Regions from separate parts of the Homo sapiens genome. Here region 1 is linked to region 2. The links are chromatin contacts, found by Hi-C or POLR2A ChIA-PET in ENCODE. All regions are on one chromosome and are shown on one strand. The core of a region is the stretch at or near the end of the contact, and the rest is flanking DNA. Distances in the headings are between cores, read along the strand shown. Region 1 holds the start of PSAT1 (phosphoserine aminotransferase 1). Region 2 holds the start of OSTF1 (osteoclast stimulating factor 1).

Evidence for each region. Hi-C counts contacts between places; a loop is a spot of excess contacts on that map. ChIA-PET counts read pairs that join two places held with the same protein, here RNA polymerase II (POLR2A). Pooled maps may share reads with other maps.
Region 1: a map of ascending aorta shows a loop between it and region 2 (4-fold over the local background). The contact joins the promoter of PSAT1 here to the promoter of OSTF1 in region 2. A Hi-C loop is called at or near these places in 1 of 168 maps with a recorded cell type or tissue (ascending aorta) and 9 of 50 pooled maps. POLR2A ChIA-PET finds 5 or more read pairs at or near these places in 1 of 52 experiments (OCI-LY7).

Annotation. Positions count from the first base shown.
Region 1 is chr9:78,294,739-78,301,201 of GRCh38, reverse strand. PSAT1 (phosphoserine aminotransferase 1) reads right to left here and starts at 4,077. Exons shown (of 9, transcript NM_058179.4): 1 at 3,932-4,077; 2 at 540-600. The coding sequence starts at 3,991. RefSeq lists a silencer at 3,472-3,711 and enhancers at 3,664-4,247, 4,248-4,831, 4,722-4,991.
Region 2 is chr9:75,087,264-75,091,802 of GRCh38, reverse strand. It overlaps OSTF1 (osteoclast stimulating factor 1), which reads right to left and starts at 3,289. Exons shown (of 10, transcript NM_012383.5): 1 at 3,077-3,289. The coding sequence starts at 3,110. NMRK1 (nicotinamide riboside kinase 1) reads left to right here and starts at 3,648. Exons shown (of 9, transcript NM_017881.3): 1 at 3,648-3,795. RefSeq lists silencers at 2,899-2,988, 3,179-3,778.

The DNA.
Region 1 (6,463 bases), core at 2,828-5,327, 3.2 Mb before region 2:
GATGTCAGAACCTCTCACCAGCATTTATGCTATTTTCAAAATGGTTTCTATCAGACATGCAACCCAAGCTATTAAAGTTTAAAAATGTATCTATAAAGGCCTATAGGAAGACCCTATAGGCCCTGTAATTCTATATTTGATGCATTTAAATTAGTTCCCTTTGGGCCAGGGCTCAGTGGCTCAAGCCTGTAATCCCAAAACTTTGGGAGGCCAATGTGGGAGGATGGCTTCAGGCCACGAGTTTCAGATCAGCCTGGGCAACAAAGTGAGATCCCATCTCATGGGATCTTTAAAAAATGTTTTAAACATTTAAAAAAAATTAGCCAGGTGTGGTGATGTGTACCTATAGTCCTAGCTACTCAGGATGCTGAGGCAGGAGGGTCACTTGAGCCCAGGAGTTGGAGGCTGCAGTGAACTATGATCACGCCACTGTACTCCAGCCTGGGTGACAGAGCAGGACCCTGCCTCTAAAAAAAAAAAAAAAAAAAAAAGCTTCCTTTGAAACATGGACATTCACAGAATTCAAAAGTAAATCTTACCAAGAACACTAATGCCAACTCCTTTGTAGTCTAATAATTCCTTTTGTATCTCTAACAACACCTAGAAAAAAATAAAGGAAAATAGGGTTATTTAAATATGTTCTGCACTGCTTTCCCTCTGAACATACAAACCTGACGAGGGGACAAGGAAGGGTCTACAGTGAGGTCCCCAGGCTTCCATCCCCACCCACAGCCAGTCTCCTTCCTTCCCATGTCCACAAAGCCAGCGATTATGCAACTTACACACAAGGTAAGCATGAAATTAGGCAATGTGACTGATGTTGATACACTTTTTCCAAAGGCCCGAATTTACCGATTCCCTAGAAAATGTCCCCTTCACAAATCTCATTCACCACTCTCCTAAAGCTAAAGTAAAGAATGCATAAAGTTCTGGGTTAAAGGGACAACGATAAAAAAATTATGCCCAGATTATACAGGTAACTCAATTTTCCGATCTCTTTTGGTCTAAGGTGCTAGACTGGGAAGCGTGGGGTGGGCAGGAAGAAGGAAGAGCCTGCTGTGAATAAGATTCGTCCCAGGGTGCTGCAACAAGACTGGCACAATGTTGATAATTGTTGAGTCTCAGAGATGGGTCCTTGGAGGTTCATTACACTACTTTTATCTTTGTGTATGTGAGGATTCCCTTAATAAAAAATAAAGAGAAAAAGAAAAGCTTTAAAAATGAACACAAAATAAGTGCAAAAGCAACCAGCCAGAGAAGGTCTACAGATAGGAGGCACCTTTTTTTTTAAGATGCTTGCTAAGGAGGGCATCATTAAAACACAGCTATAACCTAAACTGGATTGCAACTTGTCTCAAAAAACAGTATTTTAACAATAAAGAATTAGACAAGGCCGGGCGTGGTGGCTCACGCCTGTAATCCCAGCACTTTGGGAGGCCAAGGCGGGCAGATCATGAGGTCAAGAGATTGAGACCATCTTGGCCAACATGGTGAAACCCCGTCTCTACTAAAAATACAAAAATTAGCTGGGCTTGGTGGTGGGTGCCTGTAATCCCAGTTACTCAGGAGGCGGAGGCAGAAGAATCGCTGGAACCCGGGAGGCGGAGGTTTCAGTGAGCCGAGACCAAGCGACTGCACTCCAGCCTCGTGACAGAGCTTGACTTCTCTCAAAAAAAAAAAAAAAAAAGAATTAGATTAAAAAAAAGACTGCCTTGACGACTGGGTCTAAGAATGTGTTATTGTTTTCTGAAATGTTGGATGCTTGTTAGCACCAGCTGATCAAATAAAATAGAGTGAATCTTTTCTTTTAGTAAAGAGAAACATTCATCTGTGAATAATCTTTGAACTTGCTCCTGAGACTGTATCTTTCTTATAGACAGCATTCATTGAAAATAGTTCTATAAAAGTTTATAACCAAAATAATTACAAACAGTTTTAAAGACTCCTACTGAAAAATCACACCTCCCTAATCCAGTAGGTTTTTTTTTTTCCAGTTGAAGAATGCATTGCTTTTGTGGATCATAACCAATTTTTTTTTTTTTTTTTTTTTTTTTTTTGTTAAGAGACAGGGTCTTGCTCTATCACCCAGCCTGGAATGCAGTGGGACAATCACAGTTCACTACAGCCTCAAACTCCTGGGCTCAAGAGATCCTCCCACCTTAGCCTCCTGAGTTGCTTGGATTACAGGCGTGCGCCACCACACCCAGCTCACGACTAATTTTTTTAATGAAACAGAACAGACTAGAGCAGGATAGAATACAAAATAGTGTATGTCACAGGTAATTAGGCTACACATCATTTCATAAGGCATTTATTTTTGTTACAATTGAATGTGTATACTTTGTCATTTTGTAAACATGTTTTTCACTGTAGGTTACAGTCAAAAGAAGTTTGAAAGCTTCTCTAATATTTACAATTCAACTAAATCAAGGAAATACATAAAAAGCAACATCTGCCTGCCCCCTCACCCTCCTGCCCCCCAGGTTACATGCAGTCCAAGGGCAAAAATCCTCCCAGAAAAATTAATAACAAATAATTGTATTACTGATGACAATTGCCATTACAATTATAGTAATAAATTAATAACGAAATACATAGGGAACAAACGTTGGGAACACTCCAAAACATGGGGGGTGCAGGAGGAGGCTACAGGAAACATCTCCACAGCTGGAGCAGGGAATCTCGCCTAAAATGAACTGTAACCACTGAGAAAAAATAAGCCCTGTCCTCTCAGCTACTGTGAGCGCTGCCCCTAGAAAAGTAAGAAGTCCTTTCCCCTTTAAAATTGGATTCTCTGTTCTTACCACAACACAGAGGAGGCTCTGTCCCAGGGAGATTTCTACTCTGCTCAACAATTGATAATTGTAAAATACTTGGCTATGCCTCATGCTGCTCCAACATATTATCAGCTCTATCCTGGTTAGAAAAATAAAAATCTAACGGCGGCGGCAGCCGCCTGACAATGGGCTCAAGGCACATCGGAGACTTTGCCTTCTTCACTGCGGGTGGGGCTGGGGACGGTGGGTTTGGCGGGGGAGGGGAGGAGCCGGGCTGGGGCCTGGGAAGGCAGAGAGTGAGTTCCACCAGCAAGATCTGATTGTGGCCCGGGAGAGAATTCAATCACTCGGTTTACTCCAGAACGAAATGAACAGGGAATTGGGTTAAGCAGCCCAAAGTCTACCAGAGTTAGAATACTCGAACGCCTTTAGGGGACAAGCAGGTTAAAAAAAGGAGGGGGGTGGGGAGAAAGGCTTTAGGAAAGGGTAGGTTCTATGGGGGACAAGGAGGGGAAAGCTGGACTGAAGGTTTTCAAATTTACATTTCTGAAAAGCAGTGTTCCTAAGTGCTGGCTAAAGCAAACACTGGTGTAAGGCGTAGGGGGGCACGCACACGCGGACCTTTAAGTTTGCAATCCCTTTCAGCTAACGTGATCCACTGCATATGCAAAACCTGTCATCGGTTCATTCCCGTTCATCACTCATTCACACTATGTCCATTCATGCATCCGCTCCACACTGCCCGGGCTCGCCGCACAGCTGCGCGAGGCGAAGGCAGAGATCAGAGCTTTTTCTTTTTCGCCCCGCCCCAGCCCCCGGACCGGCCCAGGAGATGGCACAGCCCGGGCGTCTGCAGGTGCGTGGCACCGGCGGGACAGCAGGCCCCGGCCAGCTGAGTCGTGCACTGCCTCGCACCAGCAGTCAGGGCCAGGGGCAGCTGCACGGGCACGCCTCGCCGAGCTTCCTCACCAACTGCATTCTTCCCGAAGCCCGCTTGCCGGAGCTGCTGATCCCGCTGTGCACGCTGATGCAAAGCGCCTAGGGGACTCAAGGCAGGGAGCGGGAATCCGACTGCCACACGCAGGGATGCAAACCCACCCGCGTGCGTGCTCCCGCCTGAACCTCACTCCCGGCGCCCGCTCGCGGGGACTTACTGAGTGCGGCAGCTTGGCGGGACCAGGCCCAAAGTTGACCACCTGCCTGGGGGCGTCCATGGTGCGGCGGCCAGGGCGGTGAGTCAGCCAAGGAGGACCGAACGCGTGAACGGCTGGCGTTCCTGGCCGCTGCGGTGAGAGTCTGCAGCCGGCCCCGAACCCCCGCCTTGTTCCTGCGCCGAGTCGGCGCCCCATTGGCCCGTGCTGTCGCAGGCCCTGCGCTAATTGGTTCGCGCGAAGGAGCTCACATCCCCATTGGTCGCGCTTCTGAGCCGAGTCGAAGCAGTTGCTCCTCCTCGCGTTTACTGTTTCAACCCCCATTTTTGATCAATGCAAGGAGCGCGCGAGATTGCGCCAGCCAGCCGAGCCGGCTCGGCTGCGCGCCCGCCCGAGGATTGTGGGCGGCGGGAAGAGGCTGCCCCTGCCAACCTGCCTTCGCCCCTTGAGCCCGCAATCTGGCCGGTTCCAGTCCTCCAACCCCAGAGGACCTCAGCTCCTCTCTCTTGGCTGAAAGGGCAGTTGCCGAGCAGATTTGTAGCCCCCATCCACCCACCTCTCCACCACCAGCCCCCAGTTTGGGCTGTGATGTATTTGTTCCAGAACCACCAGTCACTAATCTACCAAACTTTTCTAAGCACCCCCCACGGGCGTCAGATACCCCAGTGGAGAGAGAGGACCCCCCCAAGGTTGGAAGCGCAGGATGAAGAAGGGCCGGGGGTGGGTGGATACGGTTCTTTGTATTTGCACGTGGGTCCTGAGTTCCTGCAGGATTAAAGAACGGAGGTGGCCAAGGACGCAGGGAGGAGCGATAGCCTGGGAAGCGTGGATGCCCGCCAGGCAAGTCCTTTAAAGTCGCTGATTCTCCATTTCCTCCTTTGGGAAACGAGTGAGCTGGAAACCTGCGACAGCTCTCAGGTTGCGCCCGCGCTGACAAGCTGTGAGTTTAGAAACGTGAGGAGATATTAACAAGAACGCGATACCCATAGGGCGCTGCAGCCCAAACCAGAAGAAGGTGGCCCCTAGCCAGGCCAGGCGCAGGGCCAGAGCTGCTCAAACTTTTCCACAGAAGTGTCCTTCTCAAAAGAACTCCAGTGGAGACCCGCATGGGGTTCTGAAACAGAATACCCTCCCCCTACCCTGCAAGAAAGAAGTTCCTTTGAAGTCTGGAATTTCATCATTTTTAAACTGTGAATTTTGCATTCTCTACCATAATTTAACCTAGTTTCTTTTAATGTAAAAATATTTTCCCTGTCTGAGTAAAATTGATGCGCCAGGAATATATACAGTCCAACTGCCCCGTTTAGAGAAGGCTTGTAACTGGACAGGACTTTGGCTTTTGTTTGCTTTTCCTAATGAGAATGTGGGCGGTATGGGGCTGAGAGCAGAGGCACTGCTCTGGATCTGGGAATTGGAGGACAAAGTTTCCAGAAAAAGGCAAAATGAACAAGGCCCCTGCGTTCCTCAGCAACTTCATTAAGAAAACCGCGACATTCAAGACAGAATAAATCTCAGCCCAGAAACTCAGGCATGCAAGAAGCATCACATATCCATTATTTTACGTAAATAACTCAGTTATTATATATTAGTAGCTGCCCCTAGCAGCTTATCTACTGGAGACTAAGGGAGTCAGCCTTCATCCTTCCTGGAGTTAGTTCCTAACACCAGGGCTATACACAGTCCCATGTAGTGGGTTGGGAGAAGGGACAGCACATCCATTTGGTCCTCTGTTCCCAAAAGATATGGCTGAGTTGTTTCCACTGCCCAAGCTGATGTGGCTGCTTGGGTTGATGAGCAACCTACTACTTCTGTATCCCACTAGGGGCACAGGAATTTGGGGTGGGGTGGCGGTGGCTATTGTCTCATCTGCTAAGACATCCCCTGCAGCCATTCCTCCCGGGGGTCCTGCAGTTTCCAAGATGGTATTTCAGGGACACAAGTCACACATACAGTCAGCCTCAGGACCCACTGACCTCTGTTTGTCTTCCTCCCGCCCCTGGGCAATCTCCTTTTCAGTCTAGAGAAAATCTGTCTTTTCCATGTTTCTTCCTCACACTGTGCCCACAAACACCTTAAACCAGAGCCACAAACTCAAATGCCTCCAGGGGCCACTCAGGGATATGAAACAAGTAGTGGGAACTGTGGCAAATTGAGTTCACCTGTCCATTTGTGGCACAGGTGCACGCGGCCACTGCACATTTATGATTCCCCCATCCATGGGATAGGGTTGATGGCAGGAAGTGGCTGCTCAAACCGGCTTCATGTTTCCCAGCTCCCTTTGCATCTAGGTGAGCCACATGACTGGGTCCCCCCAGTGGAATGTGGGCCAAGTGGATGTGTGTCACTTTCAGGCCAGGGTGGTTGAGAAATGGGTGTGCTTCTCCACTTCCTTTTTCCCATTCCACAGGCTGAAAACAAAAAACTCCCTGGCCCCTAAGGACAGTGGAGACACAGCAAAGAGGGAGCCCCAGGTCCCTGAATCACCTGCACCAGACTTGTCATATGTAAGTGAGAAATCAGCTTCTTTTGTGCTAT
Region 2 (4,539 bases), core at 2,040-4,539:
CATGCAGGTCTGTCTGTAAGCTAGCTTTTCCTCTTGTTTCATCTTACTATTCTTCCCTTCCTCTAGATGACCATGCTTTATCTTTACTTTTTCCTCTCTCTCAGATCATGTGTATTTTTAGAAGTCCTTTTGGAATGAGGCAAGGTTTAAACAAACCAAAAAATTAAATACAACCCCAAAGCCCCCAATCCCATGCTGTCTTTGGAGATTTTTATCCATGCAGCTTGCCTGCAGGACAAGAAAGTAAAGCTCCACACCACTCTCCTTGCTGTCAACCAGGGGCTGACCTTTATGTGCATTTGTGACAAGAAAGTCTGTAGACCAGAGGCCCCTCCCTTTCGACTTCCTGACCACCAGCTCTAAAATACACATTTGACCGCCAGTGTGAATGGAGCACTATGACTTAAGGCAGAATAGCAAATGGTTAAGAGTGCAGACTTTGGCCAGGCACAGTGATCCCACACTTTGGGAAGCGAAGGAGGGTGGATCACAAGGTCAGGAGTTCAAGACCAGCCTGGATCCTGTCTCTACTAAAAATACAAAAAAAAAATTAGCCGGGCATGGTGGCGGGCTGCCTGTAATCCCAGCTGCTCGGGAGGCTGAGGCAGAGAATTGCTTGATCCCGAGAGGCGGAGGTTGCAGTGAGCCGAGATCGCGCCACTGCACTCCAGCCTGGGCAACAGAGCGAGAGTCTGTCTCAAAAAAAAAAAAAAAAAAAAAAGTGCAGACTTCAAAGCCAGACTACCTGGGTTTTAATACTGCCTGCTACATCCCCCACTCTAACTGTTGACTTTAGACAAGTTAAATAACATTTCTGCGCATCTTTATTTCCCCATCTGTGCAACAGGAACAATATAATGGTACTGATCTCATAAGATTGTTGAGAGCAGCAAATGTGTTAACACGTGTAAAGTGACTATACCATTGCCTAACACACAGTAAATGTGGGACAGTACTACGATAGGACATTTCTGTTTTTGTTTTTTGTACTCTGTTGAGACGGGGTCTTGCTATGTTGCCCAGGCTAGTCTCAAACTCCTAGCCTCAAGCAATCCTCCCACCTCAGCCTCATAAAGTGCTAGGATTACAGGCATGGCCCACTGCTCCTGGCCATCGCTTTTTTTTTTTCTTCAACTAAGCTAGCCCACACAAAGTTTCAACTCTGATTGGCAGTAATGTTTCTCACTGTAAATTACTAAACTGGCAAACCCATTTCTATGGTAACTTTGTGTCTGGATCTCATTTGTAAATTAATGTTGATTCAAAATTCCCTTTATCCTGAATCAAGGACCAGATAAAACAAATTAAAATAAAATAAAATGCAAAGTTCCCTCTAAACACCTGTCATGTTTAACCATAAGCTTTCTGATGTGAAGGAGAAAGGAGGTTCCTGGGAATGTATCCACAATTAGTAACAGGATGACCCTTAAACCCCCAAGTGTGAATGAACCCACATGTATACATTACTGTGTACACACACACACACACACACACACACACACACACACCTGTCAATGTCCCTCCATTTGCAATATAGACAGCATTTAATACGCATGAAGAGATTTTTAAAAAGGGCATTCTTTAACGTATTTCAACTGGCAGCAGGTGATCAGAAAAAAATAAGATAAATAAAATATTGTTTAGCTATCAAAGAACAACTCTGCACTGTTAGATACTTAAGGTCCTGATTTGCACCTGAGTTTAGAAAGCTACCTCATACATATGCACTTAAAATGGAAATTTCTCATCAGATTCCACATCTAATGCAATGCAGAACCCAACTCTAGCTGTGCCCCATCTTTGCCCAGGGCAGAGCCAGTCTCAGCAACTTCCTTCACACTCAGCCCACCAAGATGTCAGTCCTCAGTGAAGCACTATTCCACATACGTACGTACATGATTATCAAATAAAGGGACTTCATACTCCAACTGCAGGAACGCAAAGAAACAAAACTAGATAAGTATGAAAGCTATAGAGTTTAGGAAAATCAAGGAAAAAAGTAATCACTGAAACTCATCTCTTGCAAAGAAAGTTACTTCAAAATTTGACGTAAATGGATTAAATTTCAGCATTTCGCTATACCGAAATTACACTATGGGAAGAAAAAACCCAAGAATACATCGGAGCCATTTATCTTCCATTTCCTGTATTTCCCTTAATTACCTACCCAAATGAATGCACGTAAGAGTTGTTAAAGTATTGAAATACGTCAGTCCTTTCTAATTACCTACCCAAATGAATGAGCGGAACAGTATGTTACAACTTTTAATTAAAATACGTCAGTTTCTTTTACAATTATCTTATTTCTGCATATCACAGAAAATATTCTAAGAACAGAGCAAAAATGAACAAGGACAATCCGCCCAGAAAACTGCTTTGAGGAATTTAGTAATCTCAGCCCTCTCAGGTTTAGCACGCCAACGTCTTTGGGAGAGCAAAGGCAAAGGAGATGATAAAATGACACTTCCAAATAGCAACAGCTGAGATCACTGCCGCATCCTAGATTCTTTCCACCAGGAGCGCGAGTATAGGGTTTTTTTCTAAACGCTCTTCCCAAGATCCCGAGGTCAATTTCAAACGCTGCTCCACGCTTAAGTCCCGAGGGAGGCTCGCTCGCCCACCCCACCCTGCAGGGATTGCACTTCCCGTTCGCTCTGGCCGGTCAGGAACCCTAACTTGACAGTGACAAACACTGAGAAAAGAGGAAGTGGCTAAAGATCATTTCATGACATTTTTTAAAGGGAGATCAATGGCCCTGTCTTTCCGGAAAACTTCCATGGGACGTTGCCATCACACCCTCTGAAAGTTTCAGCGAATGACAACGTAGCAAAAGTGAGGGCTACTCCCCTTTAAATATATATATATATATTAATCCTCGAAATCCTCTTGCTATCAAAATCGATCCCTCCTCCGTAACAGCGAACGCAAAACTAAGAGCGCCCATCCCGGTGGGGCCGATCTCGGAAGCCAGGCTCGGGGCCGGGTGCGCGCCGGGTCCTCCCTGCCAAGCTGCAGAGGAGGCGCCGGCACCGCGGCGGTCGCAGGACCTGGCAAGCGCCTACCTTACCTCCCTCACCTGGTTTGACTGGTTTGGGTGGCGGCTTCGACATCTCGCTTCCTGGAGCTGCAAATCCTAAAGACCCCGCCGAAAAGCCCACCGCTTGCCCGCCACCTGGCACTCCGGGCACCCCAGTTCTTTTTGTCTGGCTTACAACCGTGCGCCTCCTAGGACCGGCGCCCACCCTTGGCTGCGGGAAGAGCGGACGCAGGCAGAGCGGCTCCGCCGAGTGCTCCGCCCCGCCCCGCGGCCGCCGGAGCAGTCCAGAGCGCGCGCCGGGCCGACGAGGAAGTGGACCCCGCCTAGCCGAGCGCTAATTGGCTCCCGGGCTGGCAGCTTCGCCGCAGCAGGAGCGCGGGCGGCGCGCACGGCGGCGGAACCAGCCGGAGCCGAGCGAGGGCGAAGCGGGCGTGCGCCAGTGCAGTGCCGCGGGCCGCGCGCGCTCCCGATAGGGAAGGGCCGGAGCTGCGCAGGGGCGCGCGGAAGAGGCCAAGCTAGCCGGAGCCCCGCCCCGCCCCGCCCCGCCCCAACGGGGGCTGGAACCCGGCGCCGAGAGTAGAGAAAAGGGGCCTCTGGTGACCGCCCCTACCTGGCATCCCTCTAACCCAGGAGGAGCGTGGGGAAAGGGGCTGTGGGCCTCTCGGGGAGCGAGCTGCGGGTAGCGGCGCACTGGGTACAGGCGCGCGCTTGGCTGTCGCCTCTGCCGCTGTGTTTGGGAGGACTCGAACTGGCGCCAGGTGAGTGCGTACCTGCTCGCCCCTGCCGCGCCGCGCCGCCTTGCTGGGGCCTGGAGGTGTTTCCAGAGGGTTTCTGTGCTGGAGCCCGGGACTTGGTTGCGCCCTGAAAGCCTTGCCTGGACTCTTGCCACCCTCACAGAGCTGATAGGTGGCCTGCCGAGGAGGACGTGTACTCATGGTGGCGTGGTGCTCTAGCGCCCCGGAATAATCCTGAAAATGGGAACGCTGCCTCCAAGAGACCGCGCAGCCTGGAGAAGTCGCCAGGGACAGGATCAGGACTTGATCCTCGCGGATCGATATGGTCTCATTCCTCTAGCGTTGGGGTGATGACCTACTGCCCGCCTGCTGCCTGTTACTGTAAGGCCTGCTAAGAATTTTTTTTTTTTTTACTTTTTTTAATGACTGAAAAGAAATAAAAAGAAATATAATACTTTGTGACACGTGAAAATTACATGAAATTACGATTTCAGTGTCCGTAAAATTTTACTGGAACACGGTCACGCTCATTTGCATCTGTGTTTTCTGTGGCCGCTTTCGCATTACCCAGCAGGGTTGAGTAGCAGCTGGCAAAGCCCAAAGCATTTCCTGTCTGGCACTTTACAGAAAAAGTTTTCCTACCCCTGATCTATCGGATTGAATCTTCGGTGGGAGGAAAGAACTGGAGCACACAAGGAAGCCAATGGCATAAGTTCAAAATAACAGTCAATATTGTAAATTAATTGTATATTTGGGGAAAGAAAAAAC